Regions from separate parts of the Homo sapiens genome. Here region 1 is linked to region 2. A link is a loop called in an ENCODE intact Hi-C map of the cell type or tissue named here. Cell type or tissue: endothelial cell of umbilical vein. All regions are shown on one strand.

Region 1 (8,000 bases), 350 kb before region 2:
TTATGTTGCCCAGGCTAGTCTTGAACTCTTGAATGCAAGCGATCCTCCTGTCTTTGCCTCCCAAAGTGCTGTGGTTACAGGCGTGAGCCACCATGCCTGGCTTCCCATACTTTTTCTTCCTTCATCTTGGTAACCCCTTCAAGCATTGCCTGGTACACCCATTTATTCACTCATTCACTAAATATTTACTTAGTAACTACCATGGGCAAAGTGCCTAGTGAATACAACAAGGGCATGGGCTGTAGCCTCAAAGATCTGACATTTTGATTGAGGAACAGCAACACGAAGCATCTGAACAGTTAAACAATAGCCAATTCCTTGTGGTGTTGGATATTCCAAGACTCAGTTGTGAAAAACCTGCTTGGTTCCATCTACACTCCTTTGGTGATCTCATCCAGTCTCAGGATTGAAATAACACCAAGGACTCCATCCTCAACTTCTCCCTTGAATCCTGATCTTATGTATTCAATTAAAAAAAAGAATAAGTAAAAGCCATTTTAAATTTATCTCCAAAAGCAATCTCTGATCATTCTCCTCCTCCCCTCACCCAAATCTACTCATGTCTATTTTCCTGGGAACTGGTATCTCTATTCTTCAAATTGCTCAAAAAGCTTGACATTTCCTCTTGTCTTCTTATATACCACATCCAAACCATCTTCAAATCCTGCTAGTTTGACCTTCAAAATACATCTAGGATTTGATACCATCTCATTATCTTCACTACTACCATCCTGGTCCAAGTCATCATCTTCTCCTGCCTGGATTATTATAACAATCTTCTAACTCACCTCCCTCTTCTGCTGAGGCCCCTAAGATTTATTTCCAACACAGCAGTTAAGTGATTCCCTCCAAAGATGTTATTGATAGATCATGGACGTCTCTGCTAAACCCTCTAGTTAGTGGCTTTCTCTCTTACTTTAGAGGAAAATCCAAAGTCCTTACAGTGGCTGCAAGGGCCTGGCTGATCTGGGCCCTGCTACCTCTCTGGCTGTGTCCACTCCAGTCCTCCCTCTACGTTTTTCCTCAACCTGCTAGGTATGCTCTTGCCTTGGGGCCTCTGTCCTTCTGTTCTATTAGCAGCTCACCCCCATATATCTGCATGGCCTCCTCCCTTGCTTCTTTCAAGTCCCTACTCAAAATTCCCCTTAAGGAAGACCAATCCGAGTAAAACAGCTCCTCTGCCTCCTTGGCATTTCCCCCTTAGTGTTCTCCATGTCACTTACTACATACTGATATGCTGTGCATTTCATCATTTATGCACAGACTCCAGGAGGGAAAGACTATTTTATTCCCTGCTGTATTTCTAGTGACTGTGTCAGTGCCTGGCATATAAGTTCTCAATATATATTATTCAATGAATGAATTATTCAATATACATTCAAGACAGTGATAGAGGAAATGCTGTAAGGTATTGCCAAATTAATGATATATAAATTAATATTTGGGTTTGCTATTTATTATTATTATTACCATTATTACCATTTCAATAATTATATGTGACAGTAATCTGTTCATTATTATGTATAACAAGTAGGATTGATGTCCCATTATTTTATTTAGGTTAATGACAAAACATGACATGAGTAATGGATAAAACATGAGGAAATGGGACAATTGAAAGGAAGAGAGTGGGAGTTAAACTTTCCTTCCTATATGACTTACATCATAAAAAAATCATTTCATTAAGGTTCTTCCTATTCTACTTAGTATATTCAATTTCTATAACACAAAACTTCATTTCCTAAGTTAAATCTACATTTTCCATTTGGTATTCAAAAAAATGCTCTCTTGTGAGAGGAACATTTGATTCATATGCACAGCACACTGGGAATTGATTAGGCTTGATTAATCTGTCTTATAACAATCTTTACAAAGATGAGTGAAAATATTTTAACCACTTTTGCTCCTTGGAGTTACCTGCCAATATTATTTTAATTGGAACCTCACCTTTCTATGCAATGGATTTTATTTTCACAACCAAAGCTAACATCTATTTGAATTTTCTCTTAACAATGTGCTTAGTTACAAAGAGATTTTGGCATAAAATCACTACTAATTTTAGCTGTGGTTCCTACTTAAGTGTTTTCCTTAGTTTCTTTACATTGTTACTAGACAATGTAAAGAAGGGGATGTTTCCTGAGGTATAGACCCAATAAACAGAAACGAATGTTTTCATTCAACAAATAGTTATTCAAAATCTTGTATGTGCTAAATATATTGTGGGGAGCTGGACATTGGAAGAATGAATAAGACTTTCCCACAAGGAACTCAGTTACAAAACTATAATTCCTTCTTACTTAGCATAAAGGAATCAGTCTTCTTTAAATTGATTTTACTGACTCAGTGATTGGAATGTGCATTATTGATTCTGCACTCTGGCCTTTTTTCATGGCCGAAGTATGTTATTTGTAGTAATAGCTTAGACAGCAGAGGTTTTCTAAGTGTAGTCACTGACTTACACAAACACTGAATACCCTACAATTCTGTTACAAGGATCCCTAAGTACATCACATTTTCTTGTATATTTACAATAATGTGTTTTGTTTGCCAATGAAGCAGTAGTCTTACTTTATTTTTACTCTAAGCAATAGATGGGTCCTTAGGAGGATGTATTATAAAGTGGATATTTAGTAGTTTCAAGATCACCGGGGTTTTAGGGTCACCAGGTAGATAACCAAGAATGAGCCATGCCGCCAACACGGGTCTTAGTTTGCGCATTTGTAAAACAAGGGGATTGGATTACATCAGCAAGTTTCAAACTTAATATACATACTAGTTACCTGGGGATTTTGCTGAAATGCAAAACTGATTCAGAAGGCTGGGGATAAGGCCAGGGATTCTGCATTTCTAACAAGCTCCCAGGTAATAAATAACCATGCTGCTGGTCCCTGGCCCACATTCTGAGCAGTAAGGGTGAGATTAGTATTGTCCAATAGAAAGATAACGGAGCTACAGATTTAATTTTAAATTTCTAGCCGCCACATTAAAAAGATAAAAATAACTAGGTAAAATTAATAATAATTATAATAATAAATATTGTACTTAACATTATATAATCAAAAATAATTTTTCTGTCATCAAGATAAAAATTAGGAATGAGATGTTTTACATTCTTTTTTCCATCTTCAAAATCTGGTGTGTATTTTACACTCACGGTACATCTCAATTTGGACTATCCAAATTTCAAGTGCTCAGTCGCCACCTATGTGCTACTATTTATAGCCACACAGGGCCCTAATGACCATCTCTGCTACTCCTTTTAGTGCTAATCTTCTCCTAAGATTCAGGTCTATCTTACGTTTCAAATAGACTTCTGCCTCGAGGTGGCGCTAATGTTCTTTGTTTTGTCCCTGAAAACATGTTTTTGGATAGGGGAGAATTCTGCCATTCTTATATTATTTATTTATTTACTCATTTATTCCTTTCTTCCTTCATTTATTTAATAATTTTTGAGTCTAGAATCTACTGACGGTAAGTATATTATATTCTCTGTAAGCTTGTCTAATAACTAATGTCTAATAAAGTTATTATTAATTATGCCAAAGTAAATCATGGAAGGAATACTTAACGTCATTGTTATCCATTCTTGATAGGGAGCTGTATGAGATTGATTTCTGATTATATAATATTTTTAGATATAGGATGGTGACCAGGTATTTAATAGAGCCACAGTGGAAACAGTAAAATTGCTGACTAGTGTAGGTCAGATTTAAATACATTTGTGACATGATTGTTTATGAGAAGGAGGAAAACATTTCTCCATCTTCAATTTTATCTAACGCAGGATGACTGGTGCTTTGTATTGGTGGCTTGTGCGTTGAGTTTTCTGAAAGGGAAATGATGAATATAAAAAGTAACCTCAACATCAACTGTAATTTCGCCAATACACCAGGGATACTATACCTGAGAGATTACTTTTTTCTGGAAAAATGATTTTAATACTCACACTTAGTTTTAAGAAGGTATGCCCACTGTGCATTTTTCAAAAGCCTGATATTTCTTTTGCCTGAGTGTGCCTCTAATGATAACTAAAATATGTTAGGTTTTGTGAACAAGTGGGTTACATGAGTTAACTCACCTCCACAGTAAACCAGTGAGGTAGATACTTTTCTCATTCCCACATTTCGAATGAGAAAATGGGTGCTCTAGGTATTAAATAACTTGTCCTGGGCACATAACCATTAAGAGGTAGAATGTGAATTCATATTCAGTCTGTTTGATCCCAAGGTTTGTTCTCTTAACTACTACACTGCATTGAGGAAGCTCTCTTCCTCTATCTTAAGCTAAATTTAACAATCAGTCAACAAAACAGTCACCAAAACCACAATCTACAATATCCAAGTCTACATATCCATGATGGGGCGAGGGTTGTCTTTTATAATGATAACCCATAACATGCTTTAAACAAGGCCAGAGAGCCAAAAGCTCAGGTACCTTTTGTCATAGTTCTCATTTAACTAATGACTCCCTAAGCCAAGTCACCTAAACTCATTTTGTTTCGAGACGGAGTCTTGCTCTGTTACCCAGGCTGGAGTGCAGTGGCCCGATCTTGTCACACTGCAACCTCCGCCTCGCTGGTTCAAGGGATTCTCCTGCCTCAACCTCCTGAGTAGCTAGGATTACAGATGCATGCCACCACACCCAGCTAATTTTTTGTATTTTTGGTAGAGATGGGGTTTCACTCTGTTAGCCAGGATGGTCTTGATCTCCTGACTAAACTCATTTTCTAAGTGTATAAAACAGAATGAATAAGAAATCTCTTTCATGAATGTATAGATCGAATTCATCACCTGATTTCATGACAACTCACTTTACAAATATAAATTCCTCCCAGTAATCATTGTAAAAGCAAACTCACTATATTTTATCACACATAGATTTCCCAGCAGTTTTTTCATGTGCTCCCTTTTTGATGAATCCAAACAAAATGGTGTGTGTGTAAGTGTGTGTATGTGTGTGTGTGTATGAGATAGAGGTGAATTCACATCCTTTCTTTTCCACCTACTGGCTCTGTCATCTTGGGCAGCTTACTGATTCTCTCTTGGAATACCAGTTTCCTTAACTGAAAATCATGGTTGAGATATATTTTTTTTCCTGAGGATGTTTCATGAGAATGAAATGAGATGATATATGTGAAGTCTGTAGCACATAGTTAATCTTCAATAAATGTTAATTTTACAGAGCAATAATAATACAGAAATATCAGTAAGCTACTTGTATGCCTGCTTACTTGAGCTTTTAGAGGAATTTTATATCTAGTGACAAATGAAGGTGAAAAGTGAGACTATTCCCCAGGCAAAGAAAGTCTACTGCCTCCAACGCCCCCAAATTCTCAATTCCTTGATGAATTTAGGCCAAGTGAATCTAAATTATGCAGCAAACTACTTCAGTTCTTTGCTTTGGCAGTGAAAGCCACTTTTCTTAGTAATATCGTGGAAAGGGGCTTGTAAAGACATTGTGGTATTTGGTTCCCGATCTTATCCAAGTCACCTGGATGAAAATTTTTTGTCTTTCCTTCCCATATTTCAGACAGAGGATTTACATTACTTTAATATATTATTGATGCAGGAGATACTACGAAAACATGATTCTGGGCTGACTTTTCTAGGTCTTGATTTGGAAGCATAGCTTAAGGTTCACAGGCAGGAAAAAATATGTTGTTTTAAAAATGTCAACATTTCCTGATATAAAAGTGTTTCTTTTTTTTGGTTTCTTTTCTTCTTTTTATCTCTCCTCCTCCTCTTCATTCTCTCCCTCCTCCTTTTTCTTCTTAGTCTGTGTGTGACTCCATCTGAGAACATGCAAATTCTGAAACTTTTCACCAGGTTCTTGAAAACCAGCCCAAATGATTTTTCCTGATCAAATTTCCTCTTTTATTTTTGGCCAGGAACAAAGCCACCTAGGCCAAGAAATCACAGTTCACCTCACATGTAGGAAGAAGGAAAATCGATTTCAATAGATTCACAGGGAAAGCATGATCTCAGAATATTCCCTCAGGGCTCAGAAGGACCCCAAACCAATATAGAGTATAAAAATGCCCCTGTTTCTCATGTTCGTAAAAGGAGCAGAGAGCTGGAGATGGAGGGGCAACTTTATCAGGGAAAAAGGCAGACAAGGACCTGACATGAATGATATCTTAATGCAGCAGAGAAGGATGATTCAAGCCTAATGGTTTTGGATTATATAAAAGGTTGAGTTGAGAGAATTTTCCCATAAAGGAAGTTGGTATTTGCGGTCCTTTCTATAGAGTAACTATAAAGCAGACTGTTTCCTGTGTTAAACTGGTAGTGGGAGGGGGAATCAAGAAATGATTATGGAAGGAGAAAGAGAAGGAGGAGGAGGAGAAGGAGAAGGAGAGACAATTGCCCTTTACTCTCCTCACCTACTCTCCTGCCTGTCCCACACCCACTCCACCTGCACAGATTTGCTCATATCATTGAGGGACCAATGGTTAGGGTAAGGCACAGAGGTGCAGTGGAAGGAGTATAGGCTTTGTACTGAACGAAACTGAGTTTGAATCTCTGCTCAACTCCTAAGTGACCCTGGAAAACCCCTTAACTTTTCAGCCTTAATTTCCTCCTATGGAAATGCAAACATCATCTGCCTTGATAACCTTAAGTTGTGGTGAGAATCATATTAGGTAATGGAAAGGAAAGTGCTTTGTAAATGGTTGAGTGCTATAAATATAAAGTCTAATGATAATAATAACATACAGAATTAATTCATCTTGCATCGATGGATTTCTGCAGATCTGAGGTTTGGCTCACTGATGAAATCTTGTTTCCTTTTCTTTGTTAAATAACAGATGGGAGGACTTGGTCAGCCTCCATCAGACGGAATTAGTCATATTCCAATGTAGAAGAGCCAGCCAGCACCTTGCTCTCAGGGCCTCAGCTCTTACTCTCTACATATCTATATTGTGAAAAGTACACAGTGCAGTCCCCACCCAAGCCACACGCTAGACAACTTACCTAGGCTTTCTTATGAACTCTCTGCTTTACAGGAGAGAAAACTGAGAATCCAAAAATGAAGATACTCACTCAAGTTCACACAGCTATTAAGTTATAGGGCCAGGATTCTAAGATAAGGACCCTTTTTTCTCATGGGGAATATAGAGGTATGGTTTTCCCTGCCTTACCTTCCCCTTCTCCTTCCTCTTCCTCCTTGCCCTCTTCCCTCCTGCTCCCTCTCTTCCTCTTTCCCCCTGCTTCTCTTTCTCGTGATATGAAGCTTTCTTCACCAAAGAAGCAGGAGAAGTTTAAAAGGATTAAAACACAGGCGAGCCTGTGGAAAGCAGTTTGGCAATTTCTCAAAAAACTTAAAACAGAATTACTATTCGACCCAGCAATCCCATTATGGGGTGCATACCCAAAGGAATAGAAATCGTTCAACTGTAAAGACACATGCACATGTATGTTCATTGCAGTACTATTCACGATAGCAAAGACATGAAATCAATCTAATATCCATCAGTGGTAGGCTAGGTAAAGAAACTATGGCACATATACATCATGGAATACTATGCAGCCATAAAAAGAGCAAGATCATGACCTTGGCAGCAACATGGATGGAGCTGGAGGCCATTATCCTAAGCAAACTAACACAGGAACAGAAAACCAAATACCACATGTTCTCACTTATAAGTGGAAGCTAAACATTGAGTACACATGGAGACAGAGAAGAGAACAAGAGCCACTGGAGCTTACCTGAGAGTGAAGAGTGGGAGGAAGGAGAGGGTTGAAAAACTACCTGTTGGGTACCATGCTCATGACCTGGGTGATGAAATAATCTATATGCCAAACACCCACAAGACATAATTTACCTATATAACAAACTTGTACATATATCCTTGAAACTAAAATAAAAGTTAAGAACAGACAGGTGAGCAAAAGTTGAAACTCTTTGCTAAATATGGCTTTTCAAGTATCCTGAGGAGAGCACCAAAGAAGTGAACCTGTGAATACATGGAGTTTCTTGGTGAGCATATCCCACATGGGTTT
Region 2 (8,000 bases):
AACTGTATTAAAATATTAAAAATCCTTTAAAACAAGAAAGCAAGGATGATTCAACATCAGAAAATGAGCCAATGTAACTCACCACATGAATACACTAAAGGAGAAAAACTATAGGATGATCGTAATAGAACCAGAAAAAGCATTGGATAAAATTCAATAACTTCATGATTAAAAATTAAAACTCTTAGAAAATCAGGTCTGAAAGAGAATGTTCTAATTTATAAAGGTCATGTGACAAATACCTACAATAAACATTATATTTGCTGGAAAGATTGTAGAATTCCATCTAAGATAGAAAACCCCCAAACCAGTAACCTGAGGCTAAAATTGATGGATTTAATTACATCAAAATAAGCTTTTCTGTTTTCATGAAAATAGTCATGGATAAAAGTAACAGAGAACTGATGAGGAGTTTGGGAATTCCAGTAGAAATCTAGTAAAAGGAAAAAAACATGATTCATGAGAAAAAGAAACTAAAATGATAATTTTTAAATGATATCTAACTTATGACAAGATGCTCAGACTCGTTGGGGGTTTGTAAGAGATGAAAGTGTAAACAATAGCAACTTCAAATCTATCAGATTAGCACAACTTACAAAGCTGGAACTCCAGCCAAGTGTTGCAGGGAGATGGGGATGGGGGATGTAAAGATCCTCATGCAGTGCTGTTGGGGATGTGGACTGTTGGAGCCACACTGGAGAGCCTCTGGTCCTATTTGGTCAAATTAAGAATATGCATATCCTCTGACCCAGCAATCCAGATGGGGAATCCAGAAGATTGTTGTGGGTGGGATGTCTGGGTTCTCATCCCAGAGAAAGTCTCACACAGGTCTATAGTGGGGCATATATGAAGATGTTCATTGTTTTACAGGGAAGTGTCAGCAATCTGTGGTTTCTTACTGGGTGACTGGAGAAGCGCTTGTACTGGATGTGCACTAGGGAGTATTATTAAGCAGTTAAACAACAGACTTGATATATGTGCAGCAACATGAAGAGACTCCTGAGTGAAAAAGTGAGGAACAGAATGAAGTGAATGATGCCACACAATTTGTGTACATTGAAAGTACTTTCATACAAGACATCAATCTTTGTTATATAAGAAGTCTATAAATACATGCATACTGAGCCTTGCATGGATCAGTGAGAATAGTGAATGATGAGCTGAGGATTTTGATTTGAAATCTAACATTGAATTTACAAAGGAAGGGAGGGAAGAAGAAGGCAGGAAGAAATCCCATGGGGCCAGTTGGTGTCTGGTGAGGCTATCTTAAGGGTGGTCTCCAAAGAGGGTGGTCCATCATCTTGCTTTACAAGGATGGCCTCTAGGAATTGCTTTTTGAAGGAGTAATTGAAAGAGGGGAATTCAAGGTGGATCCATCCATGGAAAATTCCAACCAGAAGGGAAGTGTTAAGATCAGGTGGCCAGAGATAGATGGGCTAAATCTGGGAATCCTATTTAACTAGTCAGGTGTTAGAGAGAGACCCCTGCAGATTTGGAAATAGAGACCTGTAAAGCTGATCCATGGGGTTCTGTCAGAGGACGGTGAGGGATACAGGAAAGACATCTCTGAATCAAGTGTGCAGATGTTGTGAGGCAGAGAGGACGTTCCCTATTCACAGTGCTGGCAGCCCACACTGGCTCAAAGGGGCCAAATGTGCCTCAGTGTATTGGGGGTGGAGGGTTTATTGTAGAAACAGTAACTTAAAGTGAATATAAATGTAAAGTAAGGCACAGTGGTGTATAGTTATGAGAACTCAAGTTCTGATAAAAGAAATGATAAGATTGTACATGTTCTGAAACACTTCCCTAAAGGACCTGAAGACCTCAGCAAGTAAGGCTCCAGGTAATGCACTGAAACAATTCTCTGATATAAAAATACTTATAGCCAATCTCTGTTTGTTTTTATTTTTCTATAAACAAAATCATGCTTGGATATTTCTTTCTAATGTCCCTTCCTGTGTATGTATCTATAGCTATCAATTATGTTCCAGAAGAATAGGCTTTAAAAAATTTTCTTATCTTGGATCCCTATATTCTAGGCTAGAGGGCCCTGAAATAATTCATTTTAACTATTCATATTGCTGGTCTTTAAGGACCAGTAGGTGCTCAGCATGTCACCATGGAAACCAGTGCAAGTGCTGCCAGATTTTATCGATCTTTTCTATCTAAAACTGTCCTGCTGATGTGCCTGTTAAAGATGGGAGACCCAGACAGTGGCCAGGATGAATTCCAAATATAACCCAATGATCCCAAGAGTCCAGAAATGTCACATTGAAAAGCAACATAACCAGCTGGCTGGCTGTCCCTCAGGGATGCCTCTACAGGGATGCTTTGGAAAAAAGAGCCTCCATAGATCCCTTAAGCTGACTCTTCCTTCTCCTTGGCAGGGTGAGAAATAACTTCCCTTGTCCGCACCTAGACCTTACTGCTGTACCTTTTCAGAATAGGTAAGGGATATTCATTCTGCAACCTTTGGGGTTCCATCTTTACAGAGATGCCTTTTGTGGCACATTGTATGTAGACAGCCAGCCCAGGGCCTTGAACCAAGAGTCTTGGCAACTATCATAGTGAGATGTGGATATATATTTTTAAAGTAGCTTGATAGAAACAGACATTCACTTACTCAGTTTTTACAGGAAAGAAACACACTGTTCATCCAAGGTGGATTAAAAAAGATATAGTGCAAAATTCTACATACGTTGTAAAAAATTATCCCATGTGCAATTACAAGCTTAATATACCATCATCCTTAACATCACAATGGGCCTCAACCTGCTCACCACCCCAGACATTCCTGCCAGATGGCATGTTCTGTGAGGAGGACCAATGCCAGCCTTGCTAATGCTCATCACCCCTGGCCCAATGCAGCCCAGGACCAACAAAGGATTCAATGAATATTTAGACATCATCCCTCTTGCTACTCTGGACTGTAATTGGCTCTTGAATAAATGAGTGAATAACACCTTGCTGACTAGTTAGTTCTCTCTTAAATTAGTTGTTGATGCAGTAGTTCTCAGACTTTTGGATTTCTCAGACCAGTAACATTTCAAAACTATACATAATGATGGTACATTAGAGTTTGCAAAATAAGGACTAATAACAAAACAGAATGAAATAACACATAAACACCTCTATGATGACCACTTCCTAGGAGAAGCTTTTTCTTTCTTTTTTTAACTTTAGAAAACATCTTGTACCATAAAAAGGCAGAAAAGATCTAATTTTAGAATAAAAATAAGTTCTTTAAATCTATCAAATTTAGATTTCTAGGCTGGGCGCGGTGTCTCACATCTGTGATCCTAGCACTTTGGGAGGCCGAGGTGGGGGGATCACCTGAGGTCAGGAGTTCGAGACCAGTCTGGCCAACATGGTGAAACTCCATCTCTACTAAAAATACAAAAAAAAAAAAAAATTAGCTGGGCATGGTCGTGGGCGCCTGTAATCCCAGCTACTCGGGAGGCTGAGGCAGGAGAATCACTTGAACCCAGGAGGCGGAGATTGCAGTGAGCCTAGATTGCATCATTGTACTCCAGCCTGAGCAACAAGAGTGAAACTCCATCTTAAAAAAAAAAAAAATTAGCTTTCTGAAAGACTTTTTATGATGTCCTTATTTTCTGCTTTTCATCACAGACCAGTGAAAACTTTGTCATGGATCAGGACTGGTTCTTTGACCAGTGTTTGGAAACCAAATATCAATGAACTATTTGCCTAAAATATTTTTCAGGACTAAATCATTTTCTACTTTTGTATTCTCTGCCTAGTGTTGTATTAGTTGGTTTCTAGTTTCAACATTAAAAAAACTATTCATTCCTTTTAGATAAAAGAGATCTATATTCTTCCCCTCTGTAGGTTGATTATTGGCCTAAAATATTTTCTGTTGTTATTATTTCCTTCTTTTTTTTCTTCTCTGCCTTGTGCTATCTGATTTTTTCCTATTTTATGGAGAATGGTTTTACAAGGTAAGGTATCACTCTTCCGTTTGTCGTCTTTGAAACTTATTGCTACCATCTGATATCCTCCTAATTCCTTTTACTCAAGGAGCTTAACGTGCTTTGCATAGTATCCCTTAATCTTCTAATCTAACATTTTCTACTTGGTGGAGGAGGAGGCAGGCATGTAACAAGGCCCAGCTTTGGTGATTTGGGTGTAAAACATTTTCTATCAACTTCTTCTAAATTGCGAACTTCTCCAAGGAGACTATGAAGTTGAGTAATGGGTTCAGGTTGCTTGGGGGACACTTGAATACGGTTCTCTAACTCCTGGCTTCGGTATCCAGAGGCTATTGCTGCCTTTACAAAACTGCTTGGCTGACTAGGTCCTGGGAGAGTTTGTCCCTCTAGTGGTTCCATCTCATTTTTGCAAGGAATAATGTGCCTATCTACCAGAAAATATTTACTGTTAAAAAAAAATAAATGTATTGCTCATGGTAAGAAAAGAATACCATTAAAGGTGTTATTTATTCTTATAAAATCAATTTTGTGATAGGGGTATTCAGCATTTTGCTTTCTTTTTCCTGGAAAGGAGTGAACCCTCACTGTTTCTAAGACGTCAAAGATAGCAAACCGTGCTAAGAACACCACCTAGCGTTTAACTTTGAAGTGACTGCTTGCTGTACCAGGCGACACGATTAATTTTAAGCTTTCCTCATCTGCTAATAAGAGGAAATGGTCCACTGTGTTGATTGTTCATTTTGATTTTTGCTTTGAAATTGAATTTACCTGTGATCTTAGCTTTTGAGTACTAATATTACGTATGTTTTTATTTTCCAGATAAGCGCATGAGCACATGATTTGGTTTTGTTAGTTTAAAAGAGGATTGACTTTGAAGTTCAGGCTCGATGCTCCTGAAAATTGATGAATTAGGTCTCGGATTTCACCATGTCCAACAAGCCTTCCCTGACCTTTCTTCCAAACTGATTTTCTGCTGTATGGCAGTAGCCCCATCTTTCCGTTTTTTAAGACTATGCATAGACATCATCGCCCTTGCTACTCTGAACTATAATTGGCTCCTCACTGTTTCTCATGCAATTGGGAACACATTCCTCGTGGGTATGTACCAGGTTTCAAGACCTGTGGTGTATCCTGAACCTAGCACATGGAGCTGCTTGATCAATACAGTTGAATGAAATGAAGGAATGAATATAAGAAAAAGTTTTTCTAAATAAGATGATAGGGCAGGATTCATTTTTGTCTTTGTAGTTCTCAGCTTTCTCCTATGTTCAGTCAAGTATTCCATCTTGAAATAGCTGAATTTAATTAAACTAACAACTCCATGTAAGATCTTAGCAGGATAACAAAAATCATGGTTTGAGGGCAAAACCTTAAATTCAAAGGTGAATGAAGCTTTGATGATGGTTAGGATACATCTGCCTTTAAAAATTGGGTTACCTGCTCTGTCTGGTAAATTTGAGGCAGACATAACTGTTCTTCTTCTGTACCAACATCCCCAAACACCCTGACCTGTTAAAAAAAAAAAAAAAGTGAAGTTTCTCATTTGCAGCAGGGACTAGAGCACAGGAATGCAAGAGGAATAGAAATGGGAAGTCTGGAAAAGGCAAAATCTCCTTTGAAGAATGTCCAGATCTCCTTCCCAGACCCACTGCTGACCTGGGATAAGTTCCCAATCATTCCCTGAAATTAAAAAATGTAGTCTTCTTGTTCCTTAAAGAGAGATGCTCCTTCTCCAACCCTGAAGATGTGACACAGGACCAAAGTTATTTTCCTACCTGACGTAGAAGCCTGAGGCCTGGCAGAGCCTGCTTCTGTGCCTCTGAGAGTCCAGTTCCTCTGAATCTGACTCAGAAAGCAGCCTTATTTTAACTAGCCAGGCCAGCCTATCCTCTCACTTTCTCCCTACCTAATAGAACCCTGTCTGGGGAAGGAGTAGCCATATATCTATCTGATGTGTGAAAATAATGAAACAAAGAAAAATCCTCTAAATTTCCCAAACTCCTTTGCAGATAGAAGTAGCCAAGTTTTGGCTGGTGAAATAGAAGTGGAAGTTGTTGAGAGGAACTTCCTAGAGAAGCTCCTTAAAAAGGGGTTGACTCCCATGGCATACTGTTTTGTCCACTGCTCTTCTCATTCTTCTTGTCTGGAGCTTGAACAGGATGGCTAGAACTCTGGCAGCCATCTTGAGGCCACTAGACAACCTTTAAAGATGACTGAACAGAAATGTAAAAGGAGTCTAAGTCCCTGGTGAATTGTGAGCTACCATTCCCACCCTGGACCTCCCATGTCCACATTCTTCATTACCTGAGAAAAATAAGTTTCCTAATTTGTTTAAACCTATGTTTTGGGGGACCTCTTTTACTTGGAGCTTAACACAATTCTTAACTGATACAAAGGGCTTTAGTAAAAAACATACTTATATTTAAAATCTGCTTAGCTCTCATATTCAATCTGTTCCTATAGTCATTAGAAAAAAAGTGTTGTGCAAAAGCCAAAATTGACAAATGGATCTAATTAAACTAAAGAGCTTCTGCACAGCAAAAGAAACTACCACCAGAGTGAACAGGCAGCCTACAGAATGGGAGAAAATTTTTGCAATCTACTCATCTGACAAAGGGCTAATATCCAGAATCTACAATGAACTCAAACAAATTTACAAGAAAAAACAAACAACCCCATCAAAAAGTGGGCGAAGGATATGAACAGACACTTCTCAAAAGAAGACATTTATGCAGCCAAAAGACACATGAAAAAATGCTCATCATCACTGGCCATCAGAGAAATGCAAATCAAAACCACAATGAGATACCATCTCACACCAGTTAGAATGGCGATCATTAAGAAGTCAGGAAACAACAGGTGCTGGAGAGGATGTGGAGAAATAGGAACACTTTTACACTGTTGGTGGGACTGTAAACTAGTTCAACCATTGTGGAAGTCAGTGTGGCGATTCCTCAGGGATCTAGAACTAGAAATACCATTTGACCCAGCCATCCCATTACTGGGTATATACCCAAAGGACTATAAAACATGCTGCTATAAAGACACATGCACACGTATGTTTATTGCGGCCCTATTCACAATAGGAAAGACTTGGAACCAACCCAAATGTCCAACAACGATAGACTGGATTAAGAAAATGTGGCACATATACACCATGGAATACTATGCAGCCATAAAAAATGGTGAGTTCATATCCTTTGTAGGGACATGGATGAAATTGGAAATCATCATTCTCAGTAAACTATCGCAAGGACAAAAAACCAAACACTGCATGTTCTCACTCATAGGTGGGAACTGAACAATGAGAACACATGGACACAGGAAGGGGAACATCACACTCTGGGGACTGTTGTGGGGTGGGGGGAGGGGAGAGGGATAGCATTTGGAGATATACCTAATGTTAACTGAGGAGTTACTGTGTGCAGCACACCAACATGGCACATGTATACATATGTAACAAACCTGCACATTGTGCACATGTACCCTAAAAGTTAAAGTGTATATAAAAAAAGAAAACAGACAATAAAGAAAATTAATAAAAAAAAAAAAAGAGAAAAAGTGTTGTGGAGTTTGGAATAATTTTCCAGAGAACCGATGGGCCCATGATTTGGGGAAGATGAAGGGCTGATCTTTTTGAAAAAGGAGCCAACCACATGTAATGCCTATGCTGAGGAATGAATAATTCTTAGAGGGGCTAGTAGAGCAAATGGTTTAGCTGGGATTGGGTCAACCATTTGGAACAGTATTGAATCAGTTGTGGAGGGTGGAAGTTCTTTTCATCTCAGGATAATTAATCCCATGTGTAATGTTGGACAAAATTACCTGATCCTAATTAGCAAGAGTCATGTGGCCTTCAAAATATGATTTATGCTATAAAATTGAAAGAAATTACATACACAGTCCTCAATGGAAGATCATGTCTCACAATTTCTCTTGCAGGGAAAAGGTGGTTAGGAATATGAGATTTGGAAGAATATGAGATTAGGGTCATATTCACCTCGGTTCGAACCTGGCTCAGTTCATTATTTTGACACAATTATTTACATT

Evidence for each region. Hi-C counts contacts between places; a loop is a spot of excess contacts. Peaks named below come from ENCODE experiments on the same cell type or tissue, not always from the same donor. Only the 100,000 strongest peaks of a DNase experiment are listed, where the experiment ranks them.
Region 1: a loop joins it to region 2, with 10 times the contacts of the local background. A loop is called at or near these places in 67 of 110 quality-filtered maps.

The regions. Positions count from the first base shown.
Region 1 is chr4:55,317,192-55,325,191 of GRCh38, reverse strand. No RefSeq gene overlaps it. Among named protein-coding and RNA genes, the nearest start is that of SRD5A3, 25 kb to the left of the region's middle. In endothelial cell of umbilical vein, a CTCF peak has its summit at 3,316 (motif pointing right); DNase peaks (open chromatin) are centred at 1,631, 3,331 and 6,731; H3K27ac peaks cover 1,553 bases.
Region 2 is chr4:54,968,141-54,976,140 of GRCh38, reverse strand. It overlaps the pseudogene RPL38P3. Among named protein-coding and RNA genes, the nearest start is that of LINC02358, 130 kb to the right of the region's middle. In endothelial cell of umbilical vein, CTCF peaks have their summits at 4,369 and 4,583; a DNase peak (open chromatin) is centred at 4,460.